Regions from separate parts of the Homo sapiens genome. Here region 2 is linked to region 1. Evidence: read pairs that join two places in POLR2A ChIA-PET (ENCODE). Cell type or tissue: Panc1. All regions are shown on one strand. Each heading gives the region's core, and the rest is flanking DNA. Links, peaks and the distances in the headings are about the cores only.

Region 1 (7,550 bases), core at 2,330-6,329:
TTTGGACATTCATAAATATTTTTTCTTTTTCTTTTGAGACGGAGTTTCGCTCTCGTTACCAGACTGGAGTGCAATGGCGCGATCTCGGCTCACTGCAACCTACGCATCCTGGGTTCAAGGGATTCTCCTGCCTCAGCCTCCCAAGTAGCTAGGATTACTGGCATAAGCCACCACACCCAAATGATTCTGTATTTTTAGTAGAGACGAGGTTTCTCCATGTTGGTCAGGCTGGTCTCAAACTCTCGACCTCAGGTGATCTGCCTGCCTCGGCCTCCCAAAGTGCTGGGATTACAGGCATGAGCTGCAGCGCCTGGCCCATAAATATTTTCTTCTAAGAAATGTCCATTCAAGTCTTCTACTTATTTTTTAATTGGGCCATTTGTCATATTATTAAATTTTTAAAGTTTTTTAAAACATATTCTGGATATATATAGCATGTGTAAATATTTCCTCCCAAGTCTGTGGCTTACCTTTTTAGTTTCTTATGGTGTCTTCTAAAGAACAGAAGGCTTTAATTTTAATAAAGTGCAATTTATCAATTTTTACTTTTATGGTGAGTGCTCCTTACACGTGCTAGAAAAAAAAAAATCTGCCTATGTCAAGGTCTCAAAGATTTAGTCCCATGATTTCTCCTATAAGTTTTATGCTTTTAGTTTGTATGTTTAGGTCTACAAACCATTTCAAATTAATTTTTATGTATCATATGAGACTGGGATTGAGGTTCATTTCTTTACATACAAATATCCACTTGTTCCAGCAATAGCTGTTAAAAAGACTATACTTTCCCCTTCTGAATTATGTTTGCGCTATTGCTGAAAATCAATTGACTATATATGTATGTATCTATTTCTGGACTCTTTATGGTGTTCCAATGACTGGTAAATACTGCATTGTCTTGATTACTCTTGCTTTATAACAAGTTTTGAAATCAAGTAATTTTGTTTGTTCTTCCTCTTGTAAATTGTTTTGGCTATTATAGGTCCCTTGTATTTCCATGTGAATTTTAGATTCAGAAAGTCAATTTCTCCCCAAAAAGTCCTGCTGAGATTTTGGGGAAGACACAATCTTTAGATTATTTGGGGAAGACTGGACAGCTTAACAATATTGGGTCTTTCAAATCATGCAGATGGTATATCTCCACTTATTTAGGTCTTCTTTAACTTCTCTTGGCAATGTTTTATAATTTTCAGTGTAAAAGGTCCTATATTTTCTTTTCTTTTTTTTTTTTTTCTCTTTTGAGACAGGGTTCTGTCACCCAGGCTGGAGTACAATGGCATAATCTCAGCTCACTGCAACCTCTGTCTCCTCAGTTCAAGTGATTCTCCTGCCTCAGCCTCCCGAGTAGCTGGAATTACAGATGGCCACCACCATGCCCAGCTAATTGTTGTATTTTTAGTAGAGATGGGGTTTCGCCACGTGGGCCAGGCTGGTCTTGAACTCCTAACCTCAAGTGATCTGCCCGCCTCGGCCTCCCAAAGTGCTGGGATTACAGGCGTGAGCCACTGCACCCGGCCAATATTTTCATTTAATTATTTCATTAAGTTTATTATTTCATTATTTTTATCAGATTTATCCCTAAGTATACACATTTTTAAAATTTAAATTGTTCATCAACATTTTAAAATAAAGAAAATTCACAATTTAAAAATTCCAGACTTCTGGCTTCTTTTTGAAAAGAAATCAGAAGATCAGCAATTCAAAGTCTACACTCCTTCATGCCAACAATATACTAGAACTAACAAGTGGATACCTTAGAGCATGTACTCTTCAATTTGCCACAGTTCCTACCACTCTTTATTAAAACCCATGATATACCCAATACCATTCATTTAAGGCACCTGCTTGGAGCCTACAGAGAGCAAAAGGCTTGAGGGAAGAGGAAAGAGCATGGTATGATTAGATATGCATTTTAAAACTCTGGCTTCAGTGTGGAGAATTGACTGAAGGGAGTTAGAGAGAATGACGGACGGAAGAAAACCAATTAAGCATTTATTTAATTGGTTTAACTGGAAATAGGGTGGCTTAGACTAGCTAGAGTAGTTTTAGTGGCAGAGATAAGAAGGTGACAAATGAGGTAATATTTATGGAGTGATTATCAACAGAAATGGATAATGGAATGGACGTGAGGAGGAAAAGGGAGATGCCAAAGATTCCCCTTCAGGTTTCTGACTTATGTTAACAAGGTAGACACAAGTGCCATTTACAGAAATGGGGAACGTTGGAGCCAGAGCAACTTTAGCAGTAGGAAATGAGGATTAAGAGTTCACTTTGGAATGTAAATTTGAGATGTCTGTGAGCCATCCCAATGGAGATAGAAAGTGACTAACATTCAAAAAAGATGGAGTAGCTGAGCACAGTGGCTCACGTCTGTAATCCCAGCACTTTTGGAAGGCTGAAGCAGGCGGATCACTTAAACCCAGCAGTTCGAGCCCAGCCTGGGCAACATGGTGAAACAAAAAATATTCTACAAAAAAATACAAAAATTATCTGGGCATGGTGGTGCACACCTGTAACCCCAGCTACTTGGGAGGCCAAGGTGGGAGGATTGCTTGAGCTCCAGGGGCATAGGTTGCAGTGACCTGAGCTGGCATCACTGCACTCCAGCTTGGATAACAGAGTGAGCCTCTACCCCAGAAAAGAAAAGCAAGACGAAAGAAAGAGAGAGACGAGAGAAGGAAGGAAGGAAGGAAGGAGGGAAGGAGGGAAGGAGGGAAGGAGGGAGGGAGGGAGGGAGGGAGGGAGGGAGGGAGGGCGGGCAGGGAGGCAGACAGGCAAAATGATGAAGATACACATTTGGGAATCATTGTCATGTAAATGTTATTTAAAGCTATGGGACTGGATGAGGTCTCCTACAGAGAGAGAAAACAAAAGGATTTAAGGCTGAGTCTTGAGAAAATCTCACAAACGGAGGCCAAATTGAAAAGGAGCTAGCAAAAGAGACAAAAAATGGCAGGTGTGGTAGAAAGAATGGCCTAGCCAGGCGCGGTGGCTCACGCCTGTAATGCCAGCACTTTGGGAGGCCGAGGCCGGTGGATCACAAGGTCAGGAGATCGAGACCATCCTGGCTAACACGGTGAAACCCCGTTTCTACTAAAAAATACAAAAAATTAGCCAGGCGTGGTGGCGGGCGCCTGTAGTCCCAGCTACTCGGGAGGCTGAGGCAGGAGAATGGCATGAACCCGGGAGGCGGAGCTTGCAGTGAGCCGAGATCTCACCACTGCACTCCAGCCTGGGCGACAGAGCAAGACTCTGTCTCAAAAAAAAAAAAGAAAAAAAAAGAAAGAAAGAATGGCCTAGCCATTAGGAGAATAATGTCCTACAAAAAATCAACTATGTCAAATGCCACTTGAGAGGTAAAATAAGAATTCAATTCATTCATTCATTCATTTATTCAAAAAGTACTTATTAACACCTACTACATGCCAAGTACTGTTGGTGTTGAGGATACAGAAATTGACAAAGTCCCTGCCCTTGTACAGACGATCATCTAGTGGGAAGAGACGGACAACAAACAGATGAATGTCAAGTGGTAATAAGTCTTCTGGAGAAAAGTGAAGCAGGATAAGGGGAGTAGGGAATGCCAGGGATTGAGGAGTAAGGTTGTTTTTTGTTTTTTTTTTTTGAGACGGAGTCTCGCTCTGTTGCCCAGGCTGGAGCACACTGGCACAATCTCGGCTCACTGCAAGCTCCACCTCCTGGGTTCACGCCATTCTCCTGCCTCAGCCTCCCGAGTAGCTGGGACTACAGGTGCCCGCCACCACGCCTGGCTAATTTTTTGTATTTTTTTTTTTTTTTTTTTTTAGTAGAGATGGGGTTTCACCGTGTTAGCCAGGGTGGTCTCAATCTCCTGACCTCGTGACCCACTCGCCTCGGCCTCCCAAAGTGCTGGGATTACAGGCATGAGCCACCAGGCCTGGCCACTTTTTTATATATGGTAACCTCTCTGATAAGGAGACATCTGAGCAAACATCTGAAAAAAGTGAGGAAGTAAACCATGCGAAGGGAGAGAGTATTTCGGGTAGAGGGAACAGCAAGCACAAAGACCTGGCAGATGCAGGAAAAGCAGGGAAACCAATGGGGTTGCCACAGAGTAAGCAAAGGGAGGAGTGGCAGATCTTGAAACAGACTTTAGCTACTATTAATAACTGGAGAACAGATAATAAGAAATCAAGGGCAGAAGCAGAGAATGCACTTCAAAAGAAGATATTGCAGGCCGGGCATGGTGGCTCACGCCTTTAATTCCAGCACTTTGGGAAGCCAAGGCAGGCAGATCACTTGAGGTCAGGAATTCAAGACCAGCCTGGCTAACACAGCGAAACCAGTCTCTACTAAAAATACAAAAATTAGCTGGGTGTGGTGGCTCACGCCTGTAATCCCAGCTATTTAGGTGGCTGGGGTGGGAGAATCTCGAACTCAGGAGGCAGAGGTTTCAGTGAGCCAAGACTGCGCCACTGCACTCCAGCCTGGGTGACACAGCAAGACTCCTTCTCAAAAATAAAAATAAAAATAATAATAATTAAAAATATATATATATATATCAATAATCCAGGCAAGAAATAATAATGATGGTGTGATGGTCAGTTTTATGTGTCAGCTTGACTAAGCTACAGTCCCCAATTATTCAACCAAACATTAATCTGAAGTGTTGCTGTGAAAGTATTTTGTAGATGTAACTAACATTCATAATCACTTGGCTTTAAATAAAGGAGGCTGTCCTAGATAATCTGGATGGGCCTGATTCAATCCACTGAAAGGCTTTAAGGGCTGAGTGTGGTGGCTCACAGGAAGTGAAAACTAAAGTAGAGAAAATCTGTGTTGTTGTATAGAGTACATATACTTTTATAAACAGAATGTTGGTAAAAATATGAATGTTAAAGGTACTCTTGACAAGCACTCAGAAGGAAATGAGGAACACGTTATTGGAAACTAACAGAAAGACGATCCTCGTTTTACAGTAGCAGAAAGGTTAGCTAAATTGTGTCCAACAGTTGTATGGAAAGCAGAATTTTTAAGCAAGGAATTTGGAAATTTAGATTCCCAAGCAACATACTGAAGGTACAGCCTGGTTTCTTCTTGTTATTTGCAGTAAAACATAAGAGGAAAAATTAATAGGAGAAATGTTAAACAAAAAGAAATTGGCCGGGTGCGGTGGCTCACACCTGTAACCCCAGCACTTTGGGAGGCCGAGACGGGCGGATCACGAGGTCAGGAGATCGAGACCATCCTGGCTAACACAGTGAAACCCCGTCTCTACTAAAAGTACAAAAAAATTAGCTGGGCGTGGTGGCAGGAGCCTGTAGTCCCAGCTATTCAGGAGGCTGAGGCAGAAGAATGGTGCAAACCTGGGAGGTGGAGCTTGCAGTGAGCCGAGATCACACCACTGCACTCCAGCCTGGGCAACAGAGCGAAACTCCGTCTCAAAAAAAAAAAAAAAAAAAAGAAATCAGTACTTGATGATTTGGGAAATTCTCAGCTTACCTGGATCACAAAAGATTTATTTATTTTTGGAGACAGAGTCTCACTGTCTCCCAGGCTGGAGTGCAGTGGCGTGATCTTGGCTCAATGCAGCCTCCGTCTCCCAGGTTCAAGCAATTCTCCCACCTCAGCCTCCTGAGTAGCTGGGACTACAGACGCATACCACCACACCCAGCTAATTTTTTTTTTTTTTTTTTGAGACAGAGTTTTGCTCTTGTTGTCCATGCTGGAGTGCAATGGTGCGATCTCAGCTCACCACAACCTCCACCTCCTAGGTTCAAGTGATTCTCCTACTCAGCCTCCCGAGTAGCTGGGATTACAGGCATGCATTACCACGCCTGGCTAATTTTGTATTTTTAGTAGAGATGGGGTTTCTCTATGTTGGTCAGGCTGGTCTCGAACTCCCGACCTCAGGTGATACACCCGTCTCAACCTCCCAAAGTGCTGGGATTACAGGCGTGAGCCACAACATGCAGTCTTTTTTTTTTTTTTTTTTTTTTGTATTTTTAGTAGAGACAGGGTTTCACCATATTGGCCAGGGTGGTTTTGAACTCCTGACCTCAGGTGATCCACCTGGCTTGGCTTCCCAAAGTGCTGGGATTACAGGTATGAGCCACTGCACCCAGCCAACAAAATATGTTAAAATTAGGAAATTCACTGTTAAGAAAAGCATGCTGTGGAGAGAAAGTCAAGCATGTTGCAGGACAACCTCTTAGTCATGCTGAAGGGATCAGGAGTGTGACTCATGAATTCCTTCAGCCAACCATAAGCAGAAGGTAGGAATGGAGATGGGATTATCCAGAAAAGCTCTATAGAGAACCCTCTTGTCTAATGACAAGAACCCCCAAAATATACATAGGAGACCCACAAGGTTTCTAACAATGTTATATCAGCAGAAACACTGTCAACTTGGACTGAAAGGACAAATAAAGAATGAAATAAAGGAAGGCTGTTGGCTGGATGTGGTAGCTCACGTCTGTAATCCCAGCACTTTGAGAGGCCAAAGCAGGAGGATAGCTTGAGCCCAGGAGTTCAAGACCAGCCTGGGCAACAAAATGAGACCATCCCTACAAAAAATACAAAAAATGAGCCAAGTCTGGTGGTGCATGCCTGTAGCCCCAGCTACTCAGGAGGCTGAGGCAGGAGAATTGCTTGAGCCCCAGGAGATGGAGGCTGCATTGAGCCATGATTGTGTCACTGCACTCCAGCCTGGGTGACAGAGCGAGACTCTGTCTTTAAAAAAAAAAAAAAAAGAAGAAGAAGACTGAAAGATGTTGGACTACCAAAATTCTACATGCAGCAATCAGGCTAATAAAAATACTCTTTACTCTTTCAGCCGTAAAAAGAAAGAAAATTCTGATACATGCTACAACATGGATGACTCTTGAGGACATTATACTAAGTGACATAAGCTAGTCACAAAAGACAAATATTGTATGGTTCCACTTGTATGAAGTACTTAAGAGTAATCAAAACCATAGAGACAGAAAAGGGAATGGTGGTTCACAGGGGCTGGGGAGAGGAGAACAGGGAGTCATTGTTTAATGGGTATAGAGCTTCAGTTTTGCAAGATAAAAAGAGTTCTGGAGATGAACGGCGGTGATGGTTTCACAATATGAATGTACTTAACACCACTGGACAGTACACTTAAAAATGGTTACGATGGTAAATTTTAACACAATTTTTAAACACCGTGGGCAAAAACTCTACTCAGTTGCAAATATATGCTTCTCTTCAAGAAAAAGGAAGGATAACTATGAAAGCAGAAGCTAGAGCCAGAGACTCAGAGGGCAGAGTCTCGAGTAAAAGAAAATTACTCACAGGCTTTGAAACATAATAAAAATTTTCCCTGCTGGATTTTGAAATTACTTAGTACCAGTAACCCATTTATTCCTTGCATTTTCTCCCTTCTGAAACCGGAATTATCTATAACTGTTACACTATACATGTCTGACCAGTGTATTTTGGGAACAGATAACAGATGATTTAGATAATGAGACTTTAAACTTCAGAGTTGGTGACAGAAGAGATCTCGGGCTTGAGTTGATGTTGCAATGGGTTGAGACTTTTGGGGA
Region 2 (7,550 bases), core at 1,326-5,325, 140 kb before region 1:
ACCCAGCTAATTTTTAAATTTTTTTGTAGAGATGAGGTCTCACTGTTGCCCAGACTGGTATCGAACTCCTGGGCTCAGTTAATCCTCCCACTTCGGCCTCCCAAAGTGCTGGGATTACAGGTGTGAGCCACTGTACCCAGCCAATATTAACTGTTAAAAGTAGTTTCGGATGGTATTTCCTTACTCTAAGTTCATAGCCTCCTATAAATTCCTAAAGCTTGATCTGCTAATAATTGGTATATTTTTTCTCTAATTTTCAGGCACCAGTCCCAGAAAAAATAAGCAAATGCAACTTAATTCAGCAACAGACACCAATACTTTTAGCTTCAAACTAGGGAATGTGTTTTACCAGGAAGGTCAGAGAAGGAACAGGTTGGGTGCTAGCCTTAAGTGAAGCTCAGCATGCAGATAATTAGAATACCCATCTTTGCAACAGTGAATTATACCTATTTTACTGGTGTATTTTACATTATATTTATCCTATATGCCTGAAAAATCATTTAGTGGCATCCAAATTGTAAAACCACATGGCCTACCAATTAGAACCAAAGGCTGTTCAGAACACTCACCAGTTTCATTCTTAGAATGCATGATTAAAAGTAGGTGAAGGGTGTCCCCAGAAGCAGGTGCTACTCAAGTTCTGCTGCCTGGGTTACTTTCCAGCATCACTACCAATATAAGGATTGGGAATCAGGGTGTGGAGAGAGATCTTCTCTATTCACTCACCTAACAAGTATTTACTAAACAACTATAGGTTGGCACAAAAGTAATTGAGGCTTTTGTCATTGCTTTTAATGGCAAAAGCTGCAATTATTTTTGCACCAACATAATACTATTGTGTTAGGTCCTGTGCTAGGTACTAGATACACCTATGATCTCTGCTCACATAAAGCTTTCAGTCCAGTGGGACAACAGAGATCAAATCAATGACAACAAACAAATAAATTCAAGTTGTGATCAATATTTTACAGAAAAAGAAAAAAGGATATGAGAGAGCCCTGAACTCTCCAGTATTTCCTTCTTTAATGTTATATGATAATAAACTTTTCACATTGCTCTTTATATTAATATACAGTCAATTGTTTACGATGCTAAAACTCTTTGAAAAGTAGAGATTTCAGGGGAAGTCATAAAAACAAGTAAGTTAAGGCACACAGTGTCATTTACTCACTTTACTCTCACTTGCTTGGATGCTCTAGAGTTCATGTACTAGTTGGTCAGCACATATACTTACCTCACATCCATGCCTTATTCAGTTCTTCCTTAGCTCCTTGTCCCAACCTCTCTTTCCTTGCATTCATTCAAGAAATATGAGGGCCTACTGTATGCCAGATACTCTCTGTTTGTTGCTGGGGATACAGTAGTGACTGAAGGCCCCACCTTCAGTGAGTTTACAGTTTCATGAGGGAAACATACATAAAGTAAGTTCTAATTTGTGTGAAGAGTATTTCCAAAGAAAACAGACACTATATCTTAACTGATTTGATTGTTCCCATAATTCAATTCATGTATTCAAATGGCTTTTTTTTCTTTCTTTCCTGAGATGGAATCTTGCTCTGTCACCCAGGCTGGAGTGCAGTGGCATGATTTTGGCTCAATGCAGCCTCCGCCTCCCAGGTTCAAGCTATTCTCCTGCCTCAGCCATCCGAGTAGCTGGGACTACAGGTGTGTGCCACCACGCCTGACTAATTTTTGTATTTTTAGTAGAGACGAAGTTTCACCATGTTGGCCAGGCTGGTCTAGAACTCCTGATTTCAGGTGATCCGCCTGCCTTGGCCTCCCAACGTGCTGGGATTACAGGTGTGAGCCACTGCGCCCAGCCAACATTGTAATTATTCACTTTGAATCCATTAGAGCTAGGAGTTCTGTGAGAATGAGAACCATGTCTTACACAGATTTGTATCTCTAATAACTGGCCCTGTCTTTAAGATACAAAAGCCATCTAAGGTGGTGGTTCACGTCTGTAATCTCAGCATGCTGGGAGGCTGAGGTGGGCGGATCACCTGAGGTCAGGAGTTCGAGACCAGCCTGGCCAACATGGTGAAATCCCATCTCAATTAAAATAGAAAAATTAGCCAGGCATGGTGGTGCATGCTTGTAATCCCAGCTACCAGGGAGGCTGTGGCAGGAGAATGGCTTGAATCTGGGAGGCGGAGGTTGCAGTGAGCCGAAATTGTGCCCCTGCACTCCAGCCTGGGCAACAGTGCCAGACTCCGTCTGAAAAAAAAAAGTGAATAATTACAATGTTTTAAGAAAGACACTAACATCTAGACAAGTGTAACATTAGCTAGCACACATGCCAAGAGTGGGCATGCCCTACTACTGGCAAATTCAAGTCTTATGTGGCCTTTTGTGTGAGACACATGTGTACATTAAAAATAAAAAGAATTGCTTGTTTCTTTAAAACAACAATTAAAATAGTTATGTATTTTTCAGTTATCATAAGAGCAGAAAGATGGTACTGCCCAACACTGGAAGTCAGAGAAAAAGAGAAACAAGATCTTTTCTATGCAAGATAGCACTAGGGTACATAAAAATGGCGTCTCGGCCAGGCACGGTGGCTCACGCCTGTATTCCCAGCACTTCGGGAGGCCGAGGCGGGTGGATCACGAGGTCAGGAGATTGAGACCATCCTGGCTAATATGGTGAAACCCTGTCTCTACTAAAAATACAAAAAATGAGCCAGGCGTGGTGGCGGGTGCCTGTAGTCCCAGCTACTCGGGAGGCTGAGGCAGAAGAATGGCATGAACCCGGGAGGCGGAGCTTGCAGTGAGCTGAGATCGCGCCACTGCACTCCAACCTGGGCGACAGAGCAAGACTCCGTCTCAAAAAAAAAAAAGGGGGGGGGTCTTGAAAGTATTTTATCTTCATGATCAGTTGGTATTAAAGTTTCAAGCTATTTCCTGATAACATTCCCCAAAAGTAAGACTCCTCTGGGCCCCTACTAATATGCGCCCACGAGTCTGTCCTGATACAGCCTAAAAAGATACGAAAGAGAAGACAGATGTCTCTGTGTTCCCTAACTTGGTTTGATTACCTCTCTTGCTTTCTGGTTCTTGAGCCCTACCCTGTCCTACAGCATCCAATGGAATTGTTTCCTCTCCTGCTTCTTACATATAATGTTATTTCTAAACATGTTTCTTTTCTTTTTTGTTTTTTGAGATAGGATCTTGCTCTGTCACCCAGGCTGGAGAGCAGTGGTGCAATCTTGGCTCACTGCAGCCTCAACTTCCTGGGCTCAAGCAATTGATCCTCTTGCCTCAGCTTCTTCAGTAGCTGGGACCACAGGCACGCACCACCACAAATGGCTAATTTTTTGTACAGACAGGGTTTCGCCTGTTGCCCAGGCTAGTCTTGAACTCCTGGGCTCAAATGATCCACCCACCGCGGCCTCCCAAAGTGCTGGAGTACAGATATGAACCACCGCGCAGCCTAAACACTAAGTTTCTCTTGTCCTTTTCATGATAATTTTCTTCCTTCAACTTGTGAAACCAGCCTGAATGGGTAAGCACAGTGTACACTGTGCCAAAAACATCTCTCTGGCTTGTTTTTAATATAAACAAAAGCATTGTAAAGGCCCAATGTATTTTATAATTAGCCCTATCCTTAACCAGAAAGGGTTTACTGTCAACTCAACTGATTTCTGGGTAAAGGGTTAACAGCACTGAATGTGGGGTTGGTTTTATATATTAGTTCCAAATAAATGCAATACACCTACAGAAATGACCTCTGGCCAGGTGCGGTGGCTCATGCCTGTAATCCCAGCACTTTGGGAGGCCAAGGCAGGCAGATCACGTGAGGTCAGGAGGTCTAGGCCAGCCTGGCCAACATGGTGAAACCCTGTCTCTACTAAAAATACAAAAAAAAAAAAAAAAAAAAAAAAAATAGCCGGGCATGGTGGCGGGCACTTGTAATCCCAGCTACTCGGGAGGGTGAGGCAGGAGAATAGCTTGAACCCAGGAGGCAGAGGTTGCAGTGAGCCGAGATCACGCCACTGCCCTCCAGCCTGGGTGACAGAGTGAGACTCGGTCTCAAAATAAAAATAATAATAATAAAAAAAAGAAATGACCTCTAAGGGGAGACCAAAAGACATCAGAGAAAGAATCAGAACACAGAGGTCCCAATCCTAGCTCTGTTGCTACCTAATCAAGTAACTTTATCTTTTTTTCCTCAATTTTCTCACTATAATTCAATTTTGAAAACTAATCCATATACCCTTTGAAACTCAAAAGACCACAATGTACATGAAAAGTGATTTGTAAAATTATAATACAGATTACATATGTTTCATTAGAGGCTTTTACATCAGATTTTCCCTAGGGCAAAGTAAAAACTGTAAGTAATCTGGTACCACACCTCCAACAAGATAATTTATTCTGCAAGGTAAAATGATCTTATATCAAGCCACGCTTATTTAAATCACATCCCAAGTTGTTCTTGGTGGGGGTTGGGGGTGGGGGATGCGGAGAGATGAAAGGAAGGGTAAAGGAAAGGGGAAGGAGAGGAGGGAAAGGAATGAAAAAGGAAAGGGGAAACAAAAAGAAAGGGAACTATTTTTCTTTGGAAGGCAGTTTAGGAACATGTAGTCAGTGAAGCAGGCTCTGGTAATTATAAAGAGCAAGCTTCAGAGAGAGGCAGAAGAATCAGTACCCATTCATTATTAAAATCAAATATACAGTTGAGTGTTCAAAAAAAGCATGCTCCTGAAATTCTAAGCTATCAATACCAAAATAGTTGTTAAAGGATCCAGAAAGGTCCATTTATCTTTTGCCAGAGAAACGAGCTGCTGAAATTCTTGAGATTCAGATCCAAAGTTAAGATAAAAAGGAGGAAGTGGAGGTGAAGAAAGGAAAGTAAATTCTCCTTGGGAGTCTATTGACCAACCATCTACAAATCTTATGATTAAATGCAATGTGGTATCCTAGATTGGATCTGGGAACTGAAAAACGACATTAGTGGGAAAACGAATGAAATCCAAATGAAGTTTGGAGTTTACTTAACAGTAATGTACTAATGTTCATCTCTCAGTTTTGACAAATGTACCATAGTTATGTAAGATGCTAACATTAGGGGCAACTGGATCAAGGATACACAGGAACTCTCCGTACTATCTTTGTAACTTTCTTCTAAGTCTAAAATCATTCCAAATAAAGTTTATTTTCAAAACCCACGGAGGGCCTTTTCCTCTTGGAAGTCCCCTCTCTCTCACTAGAGAGCAAACTGTTTTCCTTTCTCTTTCCTTCTCTTTCTTTTGCCTATGAAACCTCCACTCCTAAACTCCTCGTACGTGTCCATGTCCTAAATTTTCTTGGCGTGAGACGACGAATCTCAAGTATTTACCCCAGACAACACAGCCACTTCATACTGGGGACCTCGTCTGGGATACCAAGGTACAACATTCATTGTTACAACATGCAACATCTGGTGGAGGCAAACCAGTGTTACAACCCATCGGAATGGCTCCGACAGCAATCAAACTCCAAATGGTGCTGTACACCGAACCACACATGGACACACCTTTCATCTGAAGACCCTTAGATTGACCCCAGGAGGAGCCCTAGCTGCTGTTCCACACACAATGCCCCTTTTCAGCAGGAAGGAGCCAGAAAGAGTTGTCCAACACCCCCTAACAGCAGTTAGCATTACCATTCCAGAGGAGTGAATGATACAGGAGTTAAGAAATTACTTAGGCAGATAGGGAGGGTATGGAAGTCCTCAGTAAGGTTTTCCTTTTTAATGAAAAGCAGCCCCAAATCATTTTCTAACAAAGAGCAGCCTGTAAAGTTGAGCTGCTGAAATAGATAAGCAAGCTGAGCGCTTGCACAGGTGAATGCCAGCAGGAAAGAACTACCTGGAACTAATCATGTTCAAAATGAAGCCTCCACCTTCCCTTCTCTGCCAGCCACATATACAGTAAGGAGCAGACAAGATGGCGCCAGCTAAGGGGAGAATGCATTTGCATAATAAGATTAGGGTGGGGCAACCAGCCTTCCCCACTCACTATGTAAACATCACACCTGATCAAATCAATCTGTGAGCCCTATGTAAATCAGACACCACCTCCTCACACCCAACTATAAAATCTGGGGCATCCGCTGCTGCTGGCCGGCCTTTCCTCTCGCAAGTCCCCTCTTTCTCACGAGAGAGAGCTGTTTTCCTTTCCCTTTCTTCTGCCTATTAAACCTCTGCTCCTAAAAAAATAAAATAAAATAAAAAACATGGATTTGCCCTAGCTTTAGAAAAATTGATGAATCAATTATGAAACACAACAAATGTCAGGTTTTTCAAACTGAAATGCTGCCATCTCTTGGAGAGAAAGAAATTATCAATTCCTATAAATGATTCCTGTAAATCAACATGGTGCTCAAAGGAAATGCTCAATGGAGCATGTCAGATTTCAGATATGGATGTTCAACCAGCAAATATATAATGCAAATATTCCAAAATCTGAAAGAAATCCAAAATGCAAAACACCTGTAGTCTCAAACATTTCTGATAAGGAATACTCTTATAATACCAAAATATAATAGATATCTTCTATTTAATCTGAATACTGTCAAGGATGAAGGCTCTTGATTAATGAAGTAGGTTCCTGGGCTGGTAAACCTGGGCAACTTACACATCTAACCAGGTAACTTTCAAAGAATAAGCTTATGAAAATCTAACTTAAGTTATTAAAATATGCAAGTGAAAGGTCTCTATATTGTGTAATAACTTATAAAATGGTGTAAACATGCATGCATCATCTTATTTCTCACAACAAAGCTATGCAGACGATACAACTGTCATACCATTTTGTAGATGAGGAAATTGAGGTTTAGACCGATTAAGCAACTTGCTCAAGGTCATAAAGTAAAAGGTAGAGCAGAAATTGGAACCCAGCTCTGTCTGAATGTATAGCCTGAATCTTCAATCACCTCTCTTTTCTCATAAAACACACCAGTTCTCTGTATGTTTATTTTTTTTTTTTTATGTTTTGTCAAGATGGGGTCCTGCATTGTTGCCCAGGCTGGCCTTGAATTCCTGGCCTCCAGTTATCCTCCTACCTTGGCCTCCCAAATTCCTGGGATTACAGTCATGATGAAACACTGCACCCCCACTCCTCTGTTTTAAAATGACACTATATTGATAGTGTTATCAGCATGACATGCTGATATGGATGGAAAAAAGTGATCTACATACTTACTAACTAGGGGAAAATCCAGGTGATTTCAGTGAATAGTATGGAACATGTAGAGTATATGACACAGTAGAACTCTGGAGACTGAAAACAATGCTTATGTTCTAATTCCAAAAGGAATCGAGATTTTAACAGGATAACGGTGGTCACATCTAAAGGTTATTCAGGCTGGGCATGATGGTTCGCACCTGTAATCCCTGCACTTTGGGAGGCCAAGGTGGGAGGATCACGCCCAGGAGTTCAAGACTTTTTTTTTTTTTTTTTTTTTTTTGAGACAGAATCTTGCTCTGTCACCAGGCTGGAGTGCAGTGGCGCGATCTCCGCTCACTGCAACCTCCGCCTCCCGGGTTCAAGCGATTCTCCTTCCTCA

Evidence for each region. Peaks named below come from ENCODE experiments on the same cell type or tissue, not always from the same donor. Only the 100,000 strongest peaks of a DNase experiment are listed, where the experiment ranks them.
Region 2: POLR2A ChIA-PET joins it to region 1 with 5 read pairs; 8 of 35 experiments call an interaction of 5 or more read pairs at or near these places.

The regions. Positions count from the first base shown.
Region 1 is chr22:40,614,471-40,622,020 of GRCh38, forward strand. The region is part of intron 1 of MRTFA (myocardin related transcription factor A); the gene reads right to left. Among named protein-coding and RNA genes, the nearest start is that of MRTFA, 18 kb to the right of the region's middle. RefSeq lists a silencer at 7,355-7,550. In Panc1, for the core only: no CTCF peak of the experiment used is centred there; no DNase peak of the experiment used is centred there.
Region 2 is chr22:40,473,317-40,480,866 of GRCh38, forward strand. The region is part of intron 3 of MRTFA (myocardin related transcription factor A); the gene reads right to left. Among named protein-coding and RNA genes, the nearest start is that of MRTFA-AS1, 45 kb to the right of the region's middle. In Panc1, for the core only: no CTCF peak of the experiment used is centred there; no DNase peak of the experiment used is centred there; H3K27ac peaks cover 1,051 bases.